2 separate regions of the Homo sapiens genome follow, and region 2 is linked to region 1. A link is an interaction called in ENCODE POLR2A ChIA-PET data of the cell type or tissue named here. Cell type or tissue: HepG2. All regions are shown on one strand. Links, peaks and the distances in the headings refer to the core of each region. The heading gives the core; the rest is flanking DNA. Region 1 has its middle 9.8 kb from the start of IFI6. Region 2 overlaps PTAFR (platelet activating factor receptor).

The links. ChIA-PET counts read pairs that join two places held together with the same protein. Peaks named below come from ENCODE experiments on the same cell type or tissue, not always from the same donor. Only the 100,000 strongest peaks of a DNase experiment are listed, where the experiment ranks them.
Region 2: POLR2A ChIA-PET joins it to region 1 with 8 read pairs; 3 of 35 experiments call an interaction of 5 or more read pairs at or near these places.

What each region holds. Positions count from the first base shown.
Region 1 is chr1:27,675,799-27,688,245 of GRCh38, forward strand. It overlaps the pseudogene CHMP1AP1. Among named protein-coding and RNA genes, the nearest start is that of IFI6, 9.8 kb to the left of the region's middle. RefSeq lists an enhancer at 6,660-6,954. In HepG2, for the core only: no CTCF peak of the experiment used is centred there; a DNase peak (open chromatin) is centred at 6,733.
Region 2 is chr1:28,153,092-28,165,538 of GRCh38, forward strand. The region is part of intron 1 of PTAFR (platelet activating factor receptor); the gene reads right to left. Among named protein-coding and RNA genes, the nearest start is that of PTAFR, 17 kb to the right of the region's middle. In HepG2, for the core only: no CTCF peak of the experiment used is centred there; a DNase peak (open chromatin) is centred at 1,890.

The DNA of each region.
Region 1 (12,447 bases), core at 5,405-7,904:
CGATCCTCCTGCCTCAGCCTCCCGAGTAGCTGGGACTATAGGGGTGCACCACCATGCCCAGGTAATTTTTGTATTTTTTGTAAAGATGGGGTTTTGCCATGTTGGCCAGGTGGTCTCGAACTCCTGGGCTCAAGGGATCTGCCCGCCTCAGCCTCTCAAAGTGCTGGGATTACAGGCATAGGCCACTGTGCCCAGCCTCCAATTCAATTCTGACACTGTCTACCTGGAGAGAGCATCGATCCTACAGGTTGAGGGACTCCTCAACTCTCACCCTCAAGACACAAATCAGGGCTTCTGGAACTTCCGACTGGTTACAAGTTGGGATTCCCATAATCCCTTCTTTGGGTTTAATTCATGTGCTAGAGAGGCTCCTAGAGCACAGGGAAACACAGTTAGCAGTTTACTACACAGGAAATTAGAAAGGCTACATGAAGAGATGTGTTGGGTGAGGTATGGGGGAATGGGCACAGCGTCCTCCAGGAACATCCATGTGTTCAGCTATTGGGAAGCTCTCGGAACTCTGTCTTTTTGCTTTTTTATGGAGGCTTCATTACATAGGAATGATTGATTAAACCATTGGCCACTGGTGATCAACTTGACTTTCAGTCCCTCTCCCCTTCAGTGGGTGGAGCTGAAAGTCCCAACCCTCTAACCTTGCCTTGGTCTTCCCAGTGACCAGCCCCATCCTGAAGCTACCTAGAGACTGCTGGCCATCAGTCAATCATTAGTATACAAAGCATGGTGGCATACACCTATAGTCCAAGCTATTTGAGAGGCTGAGGTGGGAAGATTGCTTGAGCCTAGAAATTCAAGTCTAGCCTGGGCAACACAGTGAGATCCCATCTCTAAAAAATAAACAAATAAGAAATCATTAGCACACAAAAGGCATCACTTTGGAGATACCAAGGATTTTAGGAATTGTATGCCAGGAAATGAGGTATGGGGGAATGGGCACAGCATCCTCCAGGAACATCCATGTGTTCAGCTATTGGGAAGCTCTCGGAACCTTGTCTTTTTGGTTTTTTATGGAGGCTTCGTTATCTATTTCAAATATCTATTTCACAATATCACTGTCCACCTCTGGTCTTCAAACCCCATTTTTTTTTTTTTTTTTGAGATGGTGGTTCTGTTGCCCAGGCTGGAGTGCAGTGGCATGATCTTGGCTCACTGCAGTCTCCACCTCCCAGGTTCAAGTGATCCTCCTGCCTCAGCCTCCCAAGTAGCTGGGATTACAAGCATGTGCCACCATACCTGCCTAATTTTTGTATTTTTGGTAGAAACAGGGTTTCACCATGTTGGCCAGGCTGGTCTTGAACTCCTGACCTCAAGTGATCCACCTGTCTCAGCCTCCCAAAGTGCTGGGATTACTGGCATGAGCCACTGCACCAGGCCTTCAAACCCAAATTTCTTTCTTTTTCTTTTTTTTTTTAATTTTAATTTAGGTTCTGGGATACACGTGCAAAACGTGCAGGTTTGTTACATAGGTATATGTGTGCCATGGTGGTTTGCTGCACCTATTAACCCGTCCTCTAAAAACCAAAATTTCTTACATCAAAAGTACATACAAGGCCGGGTGCAGTGGCTCATGCCTATAATCCCAGCACTTTGGGAGGCTGAGGTGGGTTGAGGTCAGGAGATCGAGATCATCCTGGCTAACAGGGTGAAACCCCATCTCTACTAAAAATAAAAAAAAAATTAGCCGGGTGTGGTGGCGGGCGCCTGTAGTACTCAGGAGGCTGAGGCAGGAGAATGGCGTGAGCCTGAGAGGCGGAGCTTGCAGTGAGCCGAGATCCCGCCACTGCACTCAGCCTGGGCGACTGAGCGAGACTCTGTCTCAAAAAAAACAAAACAAAACAAAAAACAAAAACAAAAAGTACATACAACTCCCCAGCTACTCGGGAGGCTGAGGCAGGAGGATTGCTTGAACCGGGAGGCGGAGGTTGCAGTGAACCGAGATCACACCATTGCACTCCATGCACTCCAAGACAGAGCAAGACCCTGTCTAAAAAAAAAGGACATAAAATTCAAAAGATACTGCCATAATTAGCCAAGCATGGTGGTGCCCACCTGTAGTCCCAGCTACTTTGGAGGCTGAAATGGGAGGATCGCTTGAGCCTGGGAGGTCGAGGCTGCAGTGAGCTGTGATTGCACCACTGCACTCCAACCTGGGTGACAGAGCAAGACCCTGTCTCAAAAAAAAAAAAAAAAAAAGGAATTAAAATAAAATAATAATAATGGGCAGAGAGATATCCTCCTCAAAGTAATAGTTTGATAGAGAAGTGGAGTGGGTAATTGAAACATTTGTTGTCTAAAATAGGGGGAGATGAAAGCATGAAGGGCTGGCTTACATGTTGCTCACACACAACACAAGTGGAGACTAAAGGAGTGGCCCCACTAGATTTTCCTCATTTTTTCCAATAGATCAGGAAAAAAGGGAGCAAGGAGGATGCTGGTATGATTATTCAATTCTTGCCAAGGGAGGAGTACACTGGTACAATGGCCATAACTGTTTTTCTTTCTTCCCCAAATCACTTCAAAAAAATTTTTTTTCCTCCTCTTCCTGATGTAGTCCTAGGATCAGGGCTGCAGCTATAATATCACAGTCCCCACTTGTAGTATCCCTTATAATAAACTAGTAAATATAAGTGTTTCCCTGAGTTCTGGAAAGTGCTGGCAGCAGGGATGATTCCTAAGCAAAAAACTAGAACTACGTTTTTAAACTTTATGTCACAATTCCTAAAGGCCTGATGGAGGTGGGTTGTGCAAAATTGGAGTTAACAATGAATGCAGCCCTACTGCCTGGTGGTAAAAATCACCCGCCAAGTTCTGCACCTTTGCTACCTTATCCTATTCAAATTGGAGTGAACTAAGGAGTACTTACTAGACTAGTATTGCTGGCTGCAATCTAGACCAGCACAGTGGCAATCTTAATGTCCCTTCCAAAGGTAAAATCTTTGGATATTAATGGAGAGAAAGAGGGATAGTAGCTGAGGGTAAAGAATTTAATAAATGGATTATGAATTGAGGGAAACCCAATATTACATTAACACCTCAAAAGGAGCTCAGAGCAAGAGATGACATTGTCTGTGGTCAGTTATCCCAGATGTCAGAAAGAGTGATATATATTTGGTGAGATCACTCCTGCTTTTGGAACCTGACAAGATTGAATGGAAGCCTGCAAACCTGAATGACATCACCCTGGGAGACATTCATACAATATGATGGATGGGACTAACTATTAATGATTGAATAGGATTTTAGTAAAGTGGCAGTATCTTTTTTGCAGGGGCAGGGGACAGGGTCTTGCTCTGTCACCCAGGCTGGAGTTCAGTGTTGTGATCACAGCTCACTGTAGCCTCAACCTCCCGGGCTCAAGTGATCCTCCCACCTCAGCCTCCCAAGTAGCTGGGACTACAGGTGGGCACCACCATGCTCAGCTAATTATGGCAATATCTTTTGAGTTGTATGTCTTTTTTTTTTTTTTTTTTTTTTTTTTTGAGACAAGTTCTCACTTTGTTGCCCAGGCTGGAGTGCAGTGGCACAATTTCAGCTCAGTACAATCACCACCTCCCGGTTCAAGCGATTCTCCTGCCTCAGCCCCCCGAGTAGCTGGGATTACAGGCCCATGCCACTACACCTGGCTAATTTTTGTATTTTTAGTAGAGATGGGGTTTCACCATGTTGGCCAGGCTGATCTCGAACTCCTGACATCAGGTGATCTGCCCGCCTTAGCCTCCCAAAGTGCTGGGATTACAGGCGTACATCATGCCTGGCTGAAACTCCCATTTTTAAAACCATCAGATCTTGTGAGAGCCATTCACTATCACAAGAAAAGCAGGGGAAAGACCTTACCCCATGATTCAGTCGTCTCCCACACTGTCCCTCCTGCAACATGTGGGAATTATGGGAGCTACAAGATGAGATTTGGGTGGGGACACAGAGCCAAACCATATCATTCTGCCCCAGCCCCTCCCAAATATCATATCTTTACATTTCAAAACCAATCATGCCTTCCCAACAGTCCCCCAAGTCTCAATTCATTTCAGCATTAACTCAAAAGTCCACAGTCCAAAGTCTCATCCTAGACAAGGCAAGTCCCTTCCACCTATGAGCCTGTAAAATCAAAAGCAAGTTGGTTAATTCCTAGATACAATGGGGGTACAGGCATTGGGTAAATACAGCCATTCCAAGTGGGAGAAATTGGCCAAAACAAAGGGGCTACAGGCCCCATGCAACTCTGAAATCCAGGGGGGGGCAGTCAAATATTAAAGCTCCAAAATGAGCTCCTGTGACTCCATGTCTCACATACAGGTCATGCTGATATAAGAGGTATGTCCCCATAGTCTTGTGCAGCTCCAGTCCTGTGGCCTTGCAGGGTACAGCCTCCCTCACGGCTGCTTTCATGGGCTGGTGTTGAGTGTTTGCGGCTTTTCCAGGTGCACGGTGCAAGCTGTCAGTGGATCTATAATTCTGGGGTCTGGAGGATGGTGGCCCTCTTCTCACAGCTCCACTAGATGGTGCCCCAGTAAGGACTCTGTGTGGGGGCTCTGACCCCACATTTCCCTTCCGCACTGCCCTAGCAGAGATTCTCCAGGAGGGCCCCACCCCTGCAGTAAACTTCTGCCTGGGCATCTAGGCATTTCCATACATCTTCTGAAATCTAGGTGGAGGTTCCCAAACCTCAGTTCTTGACTTCTGCACACTTGTAGGCTCACCACCACATGGAAGCTGCCAAGGCTTGAGGTTTGCACCCTCTGAAGCCACAGCTGGAGTGGCTGGGACACAGGGCACCAAGTCCCTAGGCTGCATACAACTTGGGGACCCTGGGCCCAGCTGATGAAACCACTTTTTCCTCCTAGGCCTCCAGGCCTGTGATGGGAGGGGCTGCCACAAATGTCTCTGACATGCCCTGGAGACATTTTTCCCATTGTCTTGGTGATTAACACTCAGTTCCTTGTTACTTATGCAAATTTCTGCAGCCAGCTTTAATTTCTCCTCAGAAAATGGGATTTTCTTTTCTTTTCTTTTTTCTTTTTCTTTTTCTTTCTTTCTTTCTTTCTTTTTTTTTTTTTTTTTTTTTTTTTTTGAGATGGAGTTTCACTCTTGTTGTCCAGGCTAGAGTGCAATGGCATGATCTCAGCTCACTGCAACCTCTGCCTTCTGGGTTCAAGCGATTCTCCTGACTCAGCCTCCTGAGTAGCTGGGATTACAGGCATGCGCCACCACGCCTGGCTAATTTTGTATTTTTAGTAGAGTCGGGGTTTCTCCATGTTGGTCAGGCTTGTCTTGAACTTCCAACCTAATGTGATCCGCTTGCCTCGGCCTCCCAAAGTGCTGGGATTACAGGTGTGAGTCACCGTGCCTGGCCTGGATTTTCTTTTCTATTGCATTGCCAGGTTGCAAATTTTCCAAACTTTAATGCACTCCTCAAATTTTGTTTACAGTATTTCCCTTTTGAAACTGAATGCCTTTAACAGCACCCAAGTCACCTCAGAAAATGGGATTTTCTTTTCTATTGCATTGTCAGGCTGCAAATTTTCCAAACTTTAATGCACCCCTCAAATTTTGTTATAGTGTTTCCCTTTTGAAACTGAATGCCTTTAACAGCACCCAAGTCACCTGTTGAATGCTTTGCTGCTTAGAAATTTCTTCCACCAGATACCCTAAATCATCTCTCTCAAGTTCAAAGTTTCACAAATCTCTAAGGCAGGGGCAAAATGCCGCCAGTCTCTTTAACATAACAAGAGTCACCTTTACTTCAGTTCTCAACAAGTTCCTCATCTCCATTTGAGAACACATCAGCCTGGACCTTATTGTTCATATCACTATCAGCATTTTAGTCAAAGCCATTCAACAAGTCTCTAGGAAGTTCTAAATTTCCCACATTTTCCTGTCTTCTTCTGAGCCCTCCAAACTGTTCCAACCTCTGCCTGTTACCCAGTTCCAAAGTAGCTTCCACATTTTCGGGTATCTTTTCAGCAACGCCCCACTCCTGGTACCAATTTACTGTATTAGTCCATTTTCATGCTGCTGATAAAGACATACCCAAGACTGGGCAATTTACAAAAGAAAGAGGTTTAATGGACTTACAGTTCCGTATGACTGGGGAGGCCTCACAATCATGGCGGAAGGCAAGGAGAAGCAAGTCATATCTTATGTGGATGGTGGCAGGCAAATAGAGAGCTTGTGTAGAGAAACTCCCATTTTAAAAACCATCAGATCTTGTGAGACCCATTCACTATCATGAGACCAGCATGGGAAAGACCTGCCCCCATGATTCAATCATCTCACACTAGGTCCCTCCCACAACATGTGGGAATTATGGGAGCTATAAGATAAGATTTGAGTGGGGACACAGAGCCAAACCATATCACCTGGCTAATTAATTTTTTTTACTTTTTGTAGAGACAGGGTCTCGCTTTGTTTCCCAGGCTGATCTCAAACTCCTGGCCTCAAGCAATCCTCCCACCTTGGCCTCCCAAAGTGCTGGGATTACAAGTGTGAGCCACCATGCCTGGCCTTACATTTTTCACACACAATTGGTGCATAGGTACAGCAATTTGATTGGTTTATGCAGTGTTTCTTTTTGGAATGGGTGCATTTAAAATTTTTTACAGAGGGTGTAATAGTCATGGGTTTTCTGTTATCTGGTCTAGGCAAAGCAGGACAACAATGGGGAAGTTAATCTACACAAAGGGTCATTCATTAGGAAGAAGGGTGGTTTTTATTCCTGACATCATGTAACTCTCTTAGTCATTGTACAGAATAAGACAAACAAGAAAGCGAGTTAATCTATAATCTGAGAAACGGAAGTAGTAACCATATGAGACTCAGATTAAAGGAGGAGACCACCCCTCATATTGTCTAATTTCTACCTCCAAAGAGAGAAGTAAAAACTCAAAGGCAGAAATGAAATCCACAGGCAGACAGCCCAGCGCCATGCCCTGGGCCTGGTTAAAGATTGACCCCTGACCTAACAGGTTATGTTATCTATAGATTCCAGATATTGTATGGAAAAGCACTGTGAAAATCCCTGTCCTGTTCTGTTCCGATCTGATTACCAGTGCCTGCCACCCCCAGTCACATACCCCCTGCTTGCTCAATCGATCATGACCCTCTCACATGGACCTCCTAAGAGTTGTAAGCCCTTAAAAGGGACAGGAATTGCTCACTTGGGGAGCTCGGTTTTTGGAGATGTGAGTCTTGCCGAAGCTCCCAGCCGAATAAAGCCCTTCCTTCTTTAACTCAGTGTCTGAGGGGTTTTGTCCGTGGCTTGTCCTGCTACAAGATCACAGTCACATCTCTCTCAAAGCTTAAGGTGTTTGTGGGGTTCCAACAAGGTTTACATTTTATTTATTTTCACACTTCTTTGATCAACAGAGCAGCCTTCCAAACAGAATGTTGTCCATTCACCTTGGAACTGCCATCCACAAACCAAGCTGTTTGCTGGCCAGTTGAGAGCCGTTATGGGACACTGTAGAAGCCAGCAGCTCCTCACGCAAACCAGTCCTAGCAGAAAAGAGGCTCCTTTCTTTTATCTCCTCCTGGCACTCCCCAGGTAGCATGCTTCTGTATAAGCCATTTCCATTTTGTTATGGAACTCTTCTGGACACTGCTGTCTCTATTTGAGTGTTTCTGTGACATCACCTGAGATCGCATGGGTATTTCAGGTGTCAAGATCATTTTATGTCCTTCAGTCACAGGGGTAGCTTCAGTTAATGTCCCGTAACAAGTTAGTAAGTGCCCCTCAAGTGGAAATTGTCTAGTCCAAAATCTCAGTAGTCTTTGCTTGCAGGTGCTCACAGCCTTTTCTCTTCTTCTTCTTCTTTTTTTTTTTTTTCTGAGACAGAGTCTTGCTGTGTTGCTCAGGCTGGAGTGCAGTGGCACCATCTCTGCTCACTGCAACCTCTGCCTCACCTCTCGGGCTCAAGCAATTCTCCTGCCTTAGCCTCCCGAGTAGCTGGGATTACAGGCACCCACCACCACTCCTGGATAATTTTCAAATTTTTAGTGGAGATGCGGTTTCCCCATGTTGGCCAGGCTGGTTTTGAACTCCTGACCTCAGATGATCCTCTTGCCTTGTCCTCCCAAATTGCTGGGATTACAGGTATGAGCCACCATGCCCAGCCACTCATAGGCTTTTGTCATAGCCCCAGCAAATGCTCCACAAAGAGCTATCGAATGGAGAACTTGTCCCTATCAGCACTCCAGCTTCTACTCTACAGTGTGGGCTTGGGTTTCCATTTAGCATGTCCAACTAAAATTTCCAGAAGGGTGGATTTACATGCCTTCTGTTTTACAGTTCTAGGTAGAGGGAACAACCCTGTCATATACAATGCCCATTTCCATAAAACATTAGGTAAAGGAGACACAACCACTTTACATTAAGCCTTTACGTAAAGCCTGTTTAGACATTCCCACTTTCAGAATCCTGTTGACCAAGTATATTTTTATGTCCCGGGAACTTCTCTTCTCCACCCCCTCCCCAGACCATTTTATTCTCTCTTGGGCAATAAGTGTTTAGGTCCTTAGCCAGAGGCCAGGCCAGGAGACTCTGGCCTCTCTGTCAATCTTCCCTTGATTAACCAGTCTGACCATCACCCCAGGCAATTCCAGGTAGGGTTTCTTATTGTAAATCTTTACCTTCCTGCTTTTAAAATTCCACCAAACTGGAGGAAATAGAGCAAACTGGTTTGGGGCCTTTAATGTTGAAGACCATCAGAGACTCTCTTTGGTCCACCCAACCTTCAATAGTGTTGTATTAAGACATTTATTTTGGCCACGCGCAGTGGCTCATGACTGTAATCCCAGCACTTTGGGAGGCCGAGGCTGGCAGATCACCTGAAGTCAGGAGTTCAAGACTACCCTGGCCAACATGCCAAAACCCCATCTCTACTAAAAATACAAAAATTAGCCAGGCGTGGTGGCAGGTCCCTGTAATCCCAGTTACTTGGGAAGCTGAGGCAGGAGAATTGCTTGAACCCAGGAGGCAGAGGTTACAGTGAGCTGAGATCATGCCACTGCACTCCAGCCTGGGTGACAGAGCGAGACTCTGTCTCAAAAAAAAAAAAAAAAAAAAAAAAAAGACATTTGTTTTCACTGCATTAATTTCCTTTTTTAAAACCTCATTAATTTTTATTTTACTCATCCTATTTCTTAATAACCATCTAAGGATTTCCATCCTGCTCAGACGAGTCTCATGACTCTCCCCTTTCTTTTTCCTCTTAGTTTCACCCTTATCAGTGTTCTCTTCTTTCTCTCCCTCCCTCTCTCTCCTTTCTTCTTTCCTTCTCCTTCCTTCCTTCCTTCCTTCCTTCCTTTGCTTCCTTGCTTGCTGGGGGACCTGTTTATTTACAGCAGCATTTTAGGAAAAGGGCAAACATGGCTCTCTCCTTCAACAAATCCCTGCTTTGGTGCCCAAGGAGACAGGGCTGAGGTAGCCCCTGCCTGGCCCTTGGCTCTGTGGAGCCCTGCACCCTTGGGAGGACAAGGTAGCTCCCCAAAGCTGTTAATTCCAAAGCTGTTATTTGCAAGGGATAGAGGGACCTTGTTTCAACACCCAGCATGTGGGTCAATTTCTGGGGAGGCTGGAGAGGACCATGGCCAGATGGTGCCTTGACCTCCGCATGTCCAGACCCACCAATGGGATCTCCTCCCAGGGGCTCTGAAATCCTGAAAAGAAAACCAAACGCACTGAGTGAGGGTCTTATGCTTCCCTTCATAAGAGCCATGACACCGCGGCAGCCCTGGTGCAGAGGAGGGGCTGGGACTCACCCTCCCCGCCTGCCACCTGTCCTTTCTACTTTGGCAAACAACAACAAAACCCTGGAAGCTTCAAGAAAATGAAGTAAACTTTAGGGAACAGAAAAAACAAAACAGCAGGCTGTGCCCAAAGCCCTCTCTCTGCCGTCCCCCTCTCCGAGTCCTCCTGATGAGCTGCAGCTGGTGGTGCCCGCGTGGCCACAGCACAGGTTTTCCTCACAGAGCCACTGGCCCAGCTGAAGGTGACTCTCCTAAGCTCCCTTCACCAGCCACTCTGGCTTCCACGCTGGGAAGGTAGGATGGGGTGCAGTCGGGGGAGGCACCCAGTTATTTAGAGAGACAGAAGAGATTGGCACACAGGCAGCATCACCGAGGAGGCCCCACGCACATGCTCAATTCTGGCCAGTGCATGGACAGACCCCCTGCTGAGGGGACACAACAGCACAGCCCATGTAGCCCAAGGCACCTCCAGAGGTGGCAGATGAGCAAGGATGAGGACCCCAGGGTGGAAACTCCTGGATTTGGAGCTGGGCAAGTTTCTGTCCCCATGGACTGGGCAGCTTTAAGAACCAGGGGAGCTGAGGGCAGGAGGCCCAGGGAGGCTCAGCCAGCTGTCAGGAGCAGCCCAGACCCCACCCCTAGAATGACAGAGGAGGAAGAGGGGGAGGGTCATCATCTGTAAATGCCACCAAGACAGTGTTGGGTGGCACCTGACGTTCCCCAGCACACACGAGCCACTGGTGCCTCTTCAGGCTGTGTCCGTTCACATGGTGGGACCTCCTGCCCATTGGTGGTAGGGGCAGGGTGCGTGGAGAGGCCTTCTCCAGGAGCTGCCTGGAAAACAGGGCAGCCCTGACCCCCACTGGCTGACAGTGAGCAGCATGTCTCCTATCACGGAGTCTGAAGGTCCCCGCAGTGTTGAGCAAAAGTTTACATGGCACCCACTGGCCAGACCCCATCGACTCCACAGAGAGCAAAAGAGAGCCTGCTGACCTCCCAGCTGTTGGCCCCAGAGTCACAGAAGTCACCCCTACTCAACACCAGGACACAGATCCACCGCCCAACCTAAGAAAACAGGAACAACTCCAGGGCCACCTAGGCCAGGCAGGTGAGAGGAGCTGGGCGACAGTAGCTGCCAGCTGCAGCTCTGCAGGATCAACAAAAAGGCAAGATGCCGGGGGGAGGGGAGGAGGCCAGGAGCCTTGCGGCACATCACAGAGCAGAGGCGGTGCCCACGGCAGGGTGCGGCTAATTCCTCAGGGCGGCTAACGCCCTTGACAGCTGTTCCTCCTGGCTTCACACGGAGCTCTCGCCCGGCAGAGGCACCCTTGGGCAACTGGCTGAGCTGGTCTAGGACCTCCAGGCCATTCTCCTTGGCGCTCTGCACAATGGGTCTGTCCACCTGCTCCTGAGGCATGGTCAGTGTGGCGGCCGAGCTCATGGAATCCTCCATCACTAATGTGTGCATGGCCAGGTTTTGCACTTGCTACTCAAACCTGTCCATCGCTGCAGAGGCCTTCTGCAGGTCCGTGGTGTTCAGGCCTTGTCTGGGGCTTTGGTCACCTACACCATGTTCTTGGTTACCACCTTCATGGTCACAGCTGTCTGCACCTCGGGGGCCACTGTGTCCAGGCGGATGCCATGTAGAGCCAGTTCACGCTGCTGTTCTCCTTGCAGATGGTGTTCTTGGTGTACACACGGGTGCACTCTACATTTTTCTGCTGAAGGGACTTCTTCACTTTGGCCTGGTTGGCGTAGGAGTGCTTTTCTGCCTTCTTGTCTGGTTTCTCCAGCTGCTTCACCATAAATTTCAACTGGAACAGGGTATTGTCCCCTGGCCAGTCTGACAGAAGCACCCCTTGGAAAGGCAGAAGGGACATGAACTCCGGGAGGCATCAGGTGCCAGTGGCTCTTGCCTTATTTCTTAATAACCATTTAAAAATGTTTGCCTTCGTGGGAGAAATCCTTTGATTCTCCCCTCTCCCATTACCTATTCTCTTGTTAGTTGCCTTAATGTTTTCATTACCATCCGTAAGACCCAGGAGGGGAAGCTGAGGTAGCAAATTTGATAAGGCTTCTCTGACTATAGCTCAGTTTTGCAGTAGTAAGGTTACATGAGGTGCCCATGCAAAAGAGGCTGCCTGAACCACAGCATTTATCATGACCCGGGTAATAGGCATTGTCATGCAGGACTCCTGTTGACTCCAATAGGGATGGCACTGTGTCCTAGAGGCCGGAACCAGTGAATGAGACTTAGGGTTTACTGAGGGGAACTTACACACAGGGATGGTCCAGTGGTGGTGGGCTGGACAGGAGCATGCATTTATGAAACAGGGCATGCGTTTTATGAAACGCATGCAGTTGATACAGCATTTTCACTTAGCACCTTCCACCTAGCAACCTCTACCCAGCAACCTCCAGTTAATCCACAAAAAGGGACTCCATCCCCTGTATGGCCTGTGTTCCAAGGAATGAGCCAGGGGCTCAGATGTCCTTCATAGATAAGGAGTGAAACTCTGGGTTGGCCACTCCCGGATTCCTTAGCTCAGGACTCCGAACACACATTCTTCTTAGACCCTAGGATCATTCTCAGGGTACGCTTCAGTTAAGTTATGGCTGTCAGCTGCATCTGCCATATACAGGCATCCTTAGCGGGTGAATGCCTGGTCATTGTAAAGCCAGCTC
Region 2 (12,447 bases), core at 408-2,907, 470 kb after region 1:
AAGACCAGTCTGGGCAACACAGTGAGACTCCCGTCTCTAGTAAAATAAAAAATGAAACAATTAGCCAGGCATAGTGGTGCACGCCTGTAGTCTCAGCTACTCAGGGTACTGAGGCAGAAGGATCGCTTGACCAGCCTAGACAACATAGTGAGACACCATTTCGAACAAAACAAAACAGTTGCTCCCTTCCCTCTTGTTCCTCCCACTATTGCTGTCATTGCAAGCTCCTAGGAGCTGCCCTGTTATTTACATTGCAGTGGGCATGACTCAGGGAAGCAGCAGGCAGGGAGGAGGATGGGAAGCAAGAACCCAGCTGGGGCTAAGCAAGGTCCAGCTCATAATATCTAATAGTGTAGTAAAAAGAGCGCAGTAGGCCAGGCGTGGTGGCTCACGCCTGTAATCCCAACACTTTGGGAGGCCAAGGCAGACAGATCCTTGAGTCCAGGAGTTTGAGACCAGGCTGGGCAACATGGTGAAACCCTGTCTCTACAAAAAAAAAAAAAAAAAAAAAATACAGGCTAGGCGCGGTGGCTCACACCTGTAATCCCAGCACTTTGGGAGGCCGAAGCAGGCACATCACAAGGTCAGGAGTTCGAGACCCACCTGGCCAATATGGTGAAACTGTGTCTCTACTAAAAATACAAAAATTAGCTGGGCGTGGTGGTGGGTGCCTGTAGTCCCAGCCACTCTGGAGGCCGAGGCAGGAGAATCGCTTAAACCCGGGAGGCGGAGATTGCAGTAAGCCGAGATTGTGCCACCGCACTCCAGACTGGGAGACAGATTGAGACTCTATCTCAAAAAAAAGAAAAAAAATTAGCAAGGCGTGGTGGTGCTTGCCTGTAGTCCTAGCTACTTGGGAGGCTGAAGTGGGAGGATCGCTGGAGCCCGGGAGGCAGAGGTTGCAGTGAGCGGAGATTGTGCCACTGACATTCCAGCCTAGATGATGGGGTGAGACCTTGTCTCAGAAAATGGGATGAGACCTTGTCTCAGAAAAAAAAAAAAAAAAAAAAAAAAAGGGAGTGAGACACAAGGAAGACAACACTTGGAGCACCTTCTTTGGAGCCAGGTACCCTGCTAGGTGCTTCCACGTGTACTACCTCATTTGAGTCTCACACAAACACTTTGCCATAGGAAGTAAGATCCCATGCTACAGAATAGGAAGCTGACTACGGGGTGGTTATATGACTTGTGCAAGGTCACACGGCTATTAAGGAATGGTGCCAGGATCTCAGATCCAGCTCTGTTCTTTCACACATCCATCCAACAAATATTTCTGAGCACCAACTGCAGGTAAGGCACACAGCTAAGCACAGGAGCTATAGGGCGAACACCCAGCAAGGGGGCCCTGACCTCAGAGAACTTACATCTCTCGGGGTAGACAGACAAAAGCAATTTAAACAAACACCGTTGTTATACAAACAAACAGGAGTGCTGATTGGGCCGGCCGTGGTGGCTCACGCCTGTAATCCTAGCACTTTGGGATGCCAAGGTGGGTGGATTGCCTGAGCTTAGGAGTTCGAGACCAGCCTGGGCAACACGGTGAAACCCCATCTCTACTAAAATACAAAAAATTAGCCAGGCATGGTGGTGGGCACTTGTAATCCCAGCTACTTGGGAGGCTGAGACAGGAGAATCGCTTGAACTTGGGAGGCAGAGGTTGCAGTGAGCCCAGATCATGCCTTTGCGCTCCAGCCTGGGTGACAGAGCAAGACTCTGTCTCAAAAAAAAAAAAAAAAAAAAGTGGGGGGGGAGGGAGGGCAGCACGGATATTGAGAACAAAAAGAGATCTACTTAGAAAGGAGGTGACATTTCAGTTGAGGCCTGAAGGAGGAACAAGAGCAGAACATTCCAGGCAGAGAACTCTGCATGGGTCCAAAAGTGCGGCAAGAGCTTGGTGGTTTCCAGGAACGGAAATAAGCTTATCAGATGGCCCTTGCCCTGACCTCCAGCTGCCACTCCACCCTCACCTCGTGCCACCTTAGCATCAGGCTCTAGCCAGAACGGACTTCCCAGGCGGACCTTCAAACCTGTCCAGACATTTCCTGCCTAGAAGCCTCCACAATACCCATCTTGCTGTTTTGAATGCTCTTCCCTACCCACTCCTCACTCTCCGCTTTCCTTTTTTGTTGTTGTTGTTGAGATGGGGTCTCGCTCTGTCACCCAGGCTGGAGCGCAGTGGTGCAATCTCGGCTCACTGCAACCTCCGCCTCCCAGGTTCAAGCGATTCTCCTGCCTCAGCCTCCTGAGTAGCTGGGATTACAGGTGTGTGCCATCACACCCGGCTAATTTTTGTATTTTTAGTAGAGACGGCGTTTCACCATGTTGGTCAGGCTGATCTCGAACTCCTGACCTCATGATCCGCCACCTCGGCCTCCCAAAGTGCTGGGATTACAGGCGTGAGCCATCTCGCCTGGCTCCACTCCCCACTTTCACCTGGCCAAGTGCAACTCATGCTTCAGACCTCAGCTGAATTTCACTGCTTTAGGGAGGTCTTCAATGGACTTGGCTCACGGCTGTAATCTCAACACTCTGGGAGGCCAAGGCAGGCAGATTGCTGGAGCCCAGGGGTTTGAGACCAGCCTGGTCAACATGGCAAAATCCCCTCTCTACAAAAGAAAAAATTTAAATTAGCAAGGCATGGTGGTGCACTCCTGTAGTCCCAGCTACTCAGGAGGCCAAGGTGGAAGGATCAATTGAGCCTGGAAGGTCAAGGCTGCAGAGAGCTGTGACTTCACTACTGCACTCCAGCCTGGGCAACACAGCAAGACCCTGTCTCAAAAAGTAAAACAACGAAAAAGTCCATTGATATGATGTAGGTTCTACATCACAACGAACCTTTAAGAAACTACTATATGCGGGGCTTTGATATCATATCAAAGAATAGTATCTGCCAGGCGTGGTGGCTCATGCCTGTAATACCAGCACTTTGGGAGGCCGAGACGGGTGGATCACCTGAGGTCAGGAGTTCGAGACCAGCCTGGCCAACATGGTAAAACCCCACCACTACTAAAAATACAAAAAATCAGCCGGGTGTGGTGGCAGGCACCTATAATCCCAGCTACTCGGGAGGTTAAGGCAGGAGAATCGCTTGAACCCAGTAGGCGGAGGTTGCAGTCAGCCGAGATCATGCCATTGCATTCCAGCAGCCTGGGCAACAAGAACAAAACTCCAAAAAAAAAAAAAGAAAATATCACCAATTATCTGAAAAAGCCATTAAAAGATCCCTCCCTTTATAAGTATGTATCTGTGTGAAGGCAGATTTTCTTCAACCAAAACAACATATCACAGCAGCCTAAGTGCAAAAGCAGATATGAGAATCCAACTGTCTTCTATTTAGCCCAACATTAAAGAGATGTGTAAAAAATGTAAATCAATCCACTTCTCTCCCTAAATTGTTTATGTTTTAGAAAATCTAGCTATTTTTACAAAAATGTGTTATTTATGTTAACATGGAAAGAGTTTATTATTGGGTGTTTTTGTTTAAAAATGAAAATTTTTAGAATGTCTAAGTTTTCATTTTTAATACAATATTGCTGGAGATAACTTATGTAAACAAAAGCTCTTTGGCACCCTCAATAATCTTTAAGGATATAAAAGGACCCTGAGACCAGAAGACTTGAATACTGCTGCTCCACAATCTCAGCACCCCTGCCCTTCCTTGGATCCCAAGATGCCCAGTTCATCCAGGACCGGCCTTGTTTCTCTCTCAGGCTATACTGGTTATACCTTCTTGCCTTGGGGGTCCTGTTTCCAGGGCATGGAGGCATATTTGGCCTGTGTGGTGGCTGGGGGCAGCTCACAGCTGGGCAGGGCATGGTGCTCATTCTGGGTCTTGGGGGCAGTCAGGTCCGCACCTCCCTGCTACCCCCGCCCCCTTGCCCATCACAAAATGCCTTCCTCTTCCTGGGTTCCTGCACCCTGCCTGCCCACGCCTATTGAGAAAGCCTTTCCGCCAGGGCCAGGACTAGAGTGAAACATGTGAGGCATTCACTGGTTGCAAAATTTAAGAAGACACTAAACCTCAGCAATCAAGATAAATAATATTTTATTTTGTTTATTTATTTTTGAGACAGGGCTTGGCTCTGTCACCCAGACTGGAGTGCAGTGGCACAATCTTGGCTTACTGCAACCTCCACCTCCTGGGCTCAAGCCAACCTCCTACCTCAGCCTCCCAAGTAGCTGGGATTACAGGCACACGCTACCACACCAGCTAATTTTTGTATTTTTTGGTAGAGATGAGGCATGCCCACCATGGCCAGCTAATTTTTATAATTTTAGTTAGCTAGGCTGGTCTCGAACTCCTGACCTCAAGTGATCCGCCCGCCTCGGCCTCCTAAAGTGCTGGGATTACGGGTGTGAGCCACTGTGCCTGGCCAATAAATAATATTTTAATGCAATATTTTTTTAAATCAAAAGGAGTATTACTGATTCTTCCTCTTGCCTCAATCTCTAATATAACTGCCTGGCACTATTATGATACTGTCTTCATCTAACATTTTGGTACTTTGTTTATCATAATTTTTTTTGCATTAATTTTGATTTTTTTTTTTTTTTTGAGGTGGAGTCTCCCTCTGTCACCCAGGCTGGAGTGCAGTGGCGCGATCTCAGCTCACTGCAAGCTCCGCCTCCTGGGTTCACGCCATTCTCCTGCCTCAGCCTCCCGAGTGGCTGGGACTACAGGCGCCTGCCACGACGCCCGGCTAATTTTTTTTGTATTTTTGGTAGAGATGGGGTTTCACCATGTTAGCCAGGATGGTCTTGATCTCCTGACCTTGTGATCTGCCCGCCTCGGCCTCCCAAAGTGCTGGGATTACAGGCATTAGCCACCACGCCTGGCAATTTTGAGTTTTTAAAAAAACCTTCTCACCATGTGAACAGAACACACACACAGACTAGCCCAATTCACTCATTCAGTTGCTCATTCATGCATTCGTTGGACAAGCACTCACAGCTCCCGGAGCTGAGCAGTGCCCTGAGGCCTCAGAGAACAGACCCAGCCCTTGAGCAGCTCACAGGCCATTTTGCAAGAGAGAGATTCAGAAATAGATAAGCGGGCGGTGCTATGATGATGGATGTATCAGGTGTAACGCGGTTTCAGAGAAGCTGCCCCTACCCAGACTTGAGGGTGAGGAGAGACCTCCTGCCTATGCTGAAGGAGTTAATTTGATAGTGCGAGGAGAGAGGAATAACAGGCACAGGGGACTGCGGGACAGAGGCCTGGAAGAATAGGCAAAGGCGTACTTCATTCTAAAGGAACGTGAGACATTTGGTTTGGCCAAAACTTTAAGGAGTTGAGAAGAGACAGGGCTTTAAAAATAAGCAACAGGGCCAGGCGCGGTGGCTCACGCCTGTAATCCCAGCACTTCGGGAGGCCGAAGCGGGTGGATCATCAGGTCAGGAGTTTGAGACCAGCCTGACCAACATGGTGAAACCCTGTCTCTACTAAAAATACAAAAATTAGCCGGGTGTGGTGGCACGCATCTGTAATTCCAGCTACTTGGGAGGCTGAGGCAGGAGAATCGCTTGAACCCAGTAGGTGGAGGTTGCAGTGAGCTAAGATCATGCCACTGCACTCCAGCCTGGGCAACAGAGCCAGACTCCATCTTAAAAAAAAAAAATCATCAGTCAACTCAAGATGGGTCCTAGAGGTTAGTCTAAGGAGTCTGGACTTTATTCTGCAGACAATGGGAGTTATTGAAGGATCTTGAGCTTGGAAGGGACAAGACTGGGTCTGGATTTGGGGAAGATGGCTTTGACCACTGTGCACAGAATGAACTGGAGGTGATCAGACCAGAGTCAGGGAGACAGCAAAGAGACACGTGCAGTCGTCTGGAGGGCCTCAAGAGGACTGCACCAGGGCAGAGCCGATGGAGGGAAATGGATGGTTGTGAGAGTTATTTGGGAAATCAGATGGACAGAATTTGGTAACGGATGGGATATTGGTTGAGAGAAAAGGAGGAAACAAAGAGAACTGCCAGGTGTCTGGGCCAGATGATTGAGGACATGGTGGTGTCTGTCTTCATGGAGAAGACACTGAGGAGGAACAGCATGAGGGCAGGGAGGATGAATTCATATGAGGACATATCCCATCTGGGATGCCTGTGAAACACCCAAAAGGACCAGGGTTAAACCCTGAAGAGCCCAACATCAAGGAAGAAGTCAGAGGAGGACAGACCTATGGAGGCAGAGACAGGACAGTCAGAGACAAGGAGGGTTCCATGCTTGAGGCCTAAGGGAAGAAAGTTTCAAGAGCTTGGGAAGACATGGGCAACAGTGTGAAAAGCCACAGGGAGATGAATGACAATGCAGACAGAAAAGCAAACACTGGATGTGGAAACATGGAAATCAATCTCATGTGATCAGATCATGTGATCACAGGGAGAGCAGTTGCCCAGGCATGGGTTGAGGGGTGAGTGATAGGAGAGAAAGGGGAATGTCAAATCCTCACTCAAGAAGTTCGATTGAGCCAGGCACAGTGGCTCACTCCTGTAATCCCAGCACTTTGGGAGGCCGAGGCAGGACGATCACTCGAGGTCAGGAGTTCCAGACCAGCCTGGCCAATATGGTGAAATCCCATCTCTAATAAAAATACAAAAATTAGCCAGACGCCTATAATCTCAACTACTGGGGAGGCTGAGGCAGGAGAATCGCTTGAACCCAGGAGGTAGAGGTTGCAGTGAGCCGAGATAGCACCACTGCACTCCAGCCTGAGCAACGAGAACGAAACTCCGTCTCAAAAAAAAAAAAAGAAGTTTGATTGAGCAACAAAATGCTGTGTGTGGACCTTGTTTGGATCCTGATTCAAATAAACCAACTGTAAAAAATATTTTCCAGACAATTGGGCTGGCTGTGGTGCTCATGCCTGGTCTCAGCACTTTGGGGAGGCCAAGGCGGAACAATTGCTTGAGCTCAGGAGTTTGAGATCAGCCTGGGCAATATAGCAAGACCTCATCACTCCTAAAAATTTTTAAAAGTTAGCTGGGTGTGGTGGTGCACACCTCTAGTCCCAGTTACTCAGGAAGCTGAGGCAGGAGGATTGCTTGAGCCCAGGAGTTCAAGGCTGCAGTGAGCTGTGATTATGCCACTGCACTCCAGCCTGGGCAACAGAGCCTCAAGACCCTGTCACACACACACAAAAAAGAATTAAAAAAAAAAAAAAGACATTTGGGAAAACTCAAACACAGATGGTATTAAAAAAATGTTTATTTATTTAGGTAGGATAATGATATGGTGGTTGTATTGTTAAATTCCTTAGCTATTAGATGTGCACTCCAACCTGGGCAACACAGCAAGGCTTCATCTCAAAAAAAAAAAAAAAATTCCAGGAAGACCAGGTGTGGTGGCTCATGCCTGTAATACCAGCACTTTGGGGAAACTGAGGAAGGAGGATGGGTCAGGAATTCAAGACCAGCCTGGGCAACATAGCAAGACCTCATCTCTACACCCATCCCCACCTTGCCTCCCCCCGCCACCCCCCACACACACACGAGAATAAAATATTCCAGGAAAATTGTGCCTGCATGCTAATCTCTATTTCAAAGTTGGCTTCCCAGGAACCCAACCTAGGAGATTGTATACTTGGGTCTATCTGACTTCAGAGCCTCCCCAGTCCACACAGGCCCCACAGGAGCCCCAGCAAGAGTAGGCCTCCTCCTTCCAGATACAGGACCAGAATCAGTAAGGGGAGTGCTGGTGGAGTCCCTGCTTGACTCAAACCCGTTGGTGCCACCAGTACCCGTCATCCTGGCTCTTCCTACTTCTGCTGCCTTCTGTTCAATCCCAGGCTCCTGGCCCCCATGTGACTCCCACTCCCTTGGCCCCAACCCAAACTTGGTGCCTATCACTGTATCTTTGCATGAGTAGAACCCTTGAAATCACCCAAAATGTAACCAGCTGATTCTCCTCTGGGCCTGAGAGCTTGCACTTTCATTACTTTATTCATGCTGTTTCCTCTGCCAAGAAATCCTCCCTTCCTTGTCATTGTCTGGATGTTTACTAGAACATTCTTTAAGATTGCTCAGACCTCATTTCCTCCAAGTAGCTCTTTCTAAGACTCCTGGCCTCCTGCACACCCAGCTCCACCCGCGGTCTGGTTAAGTGCCCATTCTTTGGACTTCCGTAGCTCATAGCTCTTTATCCCACTGAAATTGCCTCTATGTGACCTCTCTGCCAACCAGAGGCAGAGACAATGTCCATGCATTCACCTCACAGTTATTGACATCCTTCTGGGTGTTGGGCACTATGTTGGGGAGACTGCAGAAACAAAACAAAGTTCCTGCTCTCGAGGAGCTTACATTCTAGTTGGGGGAAACAGTCAAAAATAAGTGGAGCAACAAATAAGATAATTTCAAATTGTGATGAATTTAATGAAGGAAATAAAAATAGTAACATGAAGATAGGGTAGATGGCTTTTTTTTTATTTTTATTTTTTAATAAATAGAGACAAGGTCTCACTATGTTGCCCAGGTTGGTCTTGAACTCCTGAGCTCAAGTGATCTGCCTGATTTAGTCTCCCAAAGTGCTAGGATTACAGGCATGAGCCACTGCACCCAGCTGGTGGCTGTTTTAAGTAGAATGACCAGGAAAGGCTTCTTGGAGGAGGTGACATACAAACAAAACCACAGACAGCTTTACCATGAAGTCAATGAAGCTTAAGCTTTAAGGCCCTCTCCTAGGCCCTGTATCTAATTGTATATTTGTAATTTGGTATCTTCAAAGGGGGGCCCTTCAAATTGTATAAGCTTTAGTAACCTATAAAATCTGTGTCTACCCCTGGCTGAACTCTAAAAAAGAAAAAAGGAACAAGTAAGAGGACGATCTGGATTATTCCAGCCAGAGAGTATCATGTGCAAAGGGCCTGTAATGGGAATAATTTCATCATGTTCTGAAGTAGGAACAAGAAACTGAAAGGTTGGTGTGGCCCTAGGGGAGTGAGAAATGGGAAGAGTGGGATGTGATCAGAGGACACCTGGCTGCAGATCACTCCTGAGCCATGGTAAGGAGTTGGGATTTTATTCTGTGAGCCTCGGAGAGCTGCTTCAGTGTCGCTAAGCAGGCAAGTAACATGATCGGACTCGCTCTAGCTGTCAGGTAGAGAATAGATGGTAGGGAGCAAGCGTGGAAACAGCAAGAGCATTTTGGAGGTCAGAGATGGTGGTGGCATGGACCAGAAAGTGGCATTTTCAATTCCTCTCCCCGTCCCCTGTACTCAGGGAGCTTGGCTGGGGCAAAAGTTTGGTAAACATTTGTCAGGTGAACAAACACCCAGCAACCGACAGGATTGCCTACTCCCCAGACAGAGCAGCTGCCACACAAGGCAGAGTGAGCCCTCTACAAACTCAGGACTCAAACTGTGGTCCTTGGACGAGCAGCATTGGCACCACCTGCAAGCTTGTTAGAAATGCAGAATCTTGGGTCCCACCCCAGATCTCCTGTATCAGAATCTGTATGTTGGCCGGGCATGGTGGCTCACGCCTGTCATCCCAGCAGTTTGGGAGGCTGAGGCAGGTGGATCACTTGAGGTCAGGAGTTCGAGACCAGCCTGACCAACATAATGAAACCCCCTCTCTAATAAAACTACAAAAATTAGCCAGGCATGGTGGTGGGTGCCTGTAATCCCAGCTACTCTGGAGGCTGAGGCAGGAGAATAATTGCTTGAACCCAGGAGACAGAGGTTGCAGTGAGCCAAGATCACACCACTGCACTCCAGCCTGGGCGACAGAGCGAGACTTTGTCTCCAAAAAAAAAAAAAAAAAAAAAAAGACTCCATATGTTAATAAGATTCCCAGGCGATTCGTGCACGCACCGAAATCTGAGACATGTTGTACCCCAACAACTGCCAGCCACACACTTGCCTGGGCTAACATCTTCCGTGGCTCCCCTGGCCCAGGATCAAGTCTAAGCTCCTTTCCCATCTTATTTTCCACCATTCCCCGCTACTCATTTTCTACTCTTGCTGCACTGAATTTCTCGCTGCTTCCCTAAAAACTCCATTTTTCCTCAAATCTCTTTGCCTTTCCAGCAGCCTGCTTTTGCCTATTGCTTTACCTAGAAAAATCTTACTCATCTTAAGACCTAATCTGAAAAAGCACTTCCTCTGGGATGCCTTCCCTGATCGCCACAGGCAAAATGAGTTGCCTTCTTCTCTGGGTCCCTATGCACTGGGCGCATTCCTCAGTCTAGCACCTGATACAGTATGTTTTAAGTATTAATTTCTGTGGCTGTTTCCTTGTCAGACTGGGCACTTCCTGAGGGCAGGGACTAGATCTTTTTCATCTCTTCAATCCCAGTGTCGGGCACCGAGGAATGAATGGATGAGTGGCCATGCCCTGATGATGGCTCCGAAATCCCCGGCACAAAGGAAGTGTGCACAGTCTCCCCAGGGGAGCTGTACTGGGGTGGAGTGGGTTAGGGAGAACAAGGTCTCTGGAGTCAGAAAGGTCTACAGGTTCATACCTGGCTTACCATTTACTTGCTGTATGACCTGGGGCAAGTGACCTCGCCTCTCTAACCTTCAATGTCTTCATTTGCAAAATCTTACAATCCTAACAATGGTTTCAAAGATAAGTATGCAAAGTGGCTGGAACAGGACCTGAGCCACAAATGACCAAGCCTCCCTCTCCCCACTGGCCCAGCTGCTTGGAGCCAGGGGAGGGGACTGTGGGCCAACATTGACCTAGGGGCTTTGACCTACACACTGGCTTTCCTGCCAGCTCCAGATAGAGCCTCCAGCTAATGGCAACAAAGCTTTCAACAGCTCAGGAAGAGGATGAACATTTGGAAAGAAAAGAAGAGGCTCAGACCACTCAGTTTAACACATGGGCACAGTTCCCTGATGGATCGAGGCTGGGCAGCTGGCCCAGGCACAGCCTTCAGCTGGGGGTGGGGTAGAGAGGCCATAAATATTCATGAGACAGAAGAATTCTGCTGTCTGGATCTGGTACCCTTTTCCCTGTGCAGCATTCGGCCCTCATCCCTGCTGGAAACATTCCCAGTCCCTAGGGAACCTGGAGAAGGGGTTCTCATCCATAGCTGGACAGCCAGAGAGGAGGGACCATCGGGAGATGGACAGAAGGAGGTATGTGCTGGTTGATTTCCCAGGCCAGATTGTGGGTTGGGAAGTTGGGTTCACCAGTCCTGCTAGCTCTTAACATTTGTGGGGCCAGTTGAGGTCAAAAGTACAAAATTCTAAATATTTATAAGCTATAAATAAGATACATCCAAGTTCATCCACAGCTCCTGCACCAGCAGTTCCTTGCAGCCCCGCAGGCCTGAGGGTGCATTCACCAACAGGGCAAGGACTAGAAGTGGTGAAGGCGGGGGAACACCACATTCCAAGTGGGCACACTCTCTTGGATCCAAGTACTCCTTGCTCTGTGGGGATCATGAGGCTGGAGCCCCCCTAATTTCAAGACACTGGGCACCATTTACTGGTATACAGTACATCTTGCCTATGATCATATTTCCTCCTCAGATCATCTTCGTGAGGCTGGTTTTACAAGATACCTAATTTTCTAGGGGTAAAAAGTGAGACTAGAGAAGAAAATAGATTTGTCCATAGTCACACAGCGGGGAAGTGGCAGACTTGGGATTTTGAACTCCAAGGTTCATTCTGACTCTCCTAGAACAAGCTGTGTCCCCTGCTAGAAGCAAACTGCTCCTTGGCCAGCTTGTCCACTCACAGACCTGTCTTACAGCCTGAGAATGGGAGCTCCAGATGCTGTGAGGCCCCAGGAAGAGATGCCTTTGACCTGGGGCCCTGCTTTTACCTTTGTTCCTCAAAGCTGGGAAGGGAATGCGACAAAGGGATGGCATGACCTGCTCTGTATCCATCTGACTCCCGCCTGGTAGGGCGAGAGCTGGGTCAGATCCTGGTTCAACCACTAAGCTCATCCTGTGATTCTGAGTCTCTGTTTCCTCATTTGTAAATGAAGATTTTTATATGGACTAAGAGAAAAGGATATTAAGAAAACAATCTTATTTACAACAGTATTCAAAAAAAATAACATACTTAGAAATAAACTTAACCAGCCAGGCACGATGGCTCATGCCTATAATAATCCCAGCACTCCGGGAGGCTGAGGCAGGCAGATCACTTGAGTTCAGGAGTTTGAGACCAGCCTGGCTAACATGGTGAAACCCCATCTCTACTAAAAATACAAAAATTAGCTGGGCGTGGTGGCGCATGCCTGTAGTCCCAGCTACTCAGGAGGCTGAGCCAGGAGAATCACTTGAACCGGGAGGCGGAGGCTGCAGTGAGCCAAGATCATGCCACTGCACTCCAGCCTGGGCGACAGAGCAAGACTCTGTCTCAAAAAAAAAAAAAAAAAAAAAAGGAAAAAAAAAAAAGAAACAAACTTAACCAAGGAGGCAAAAGACTTGTACATTGAAAACTACAAAACATTGCTGAAGGTCAGGCGCGGTGCCTCACGCCTGTAATCCCAGCAC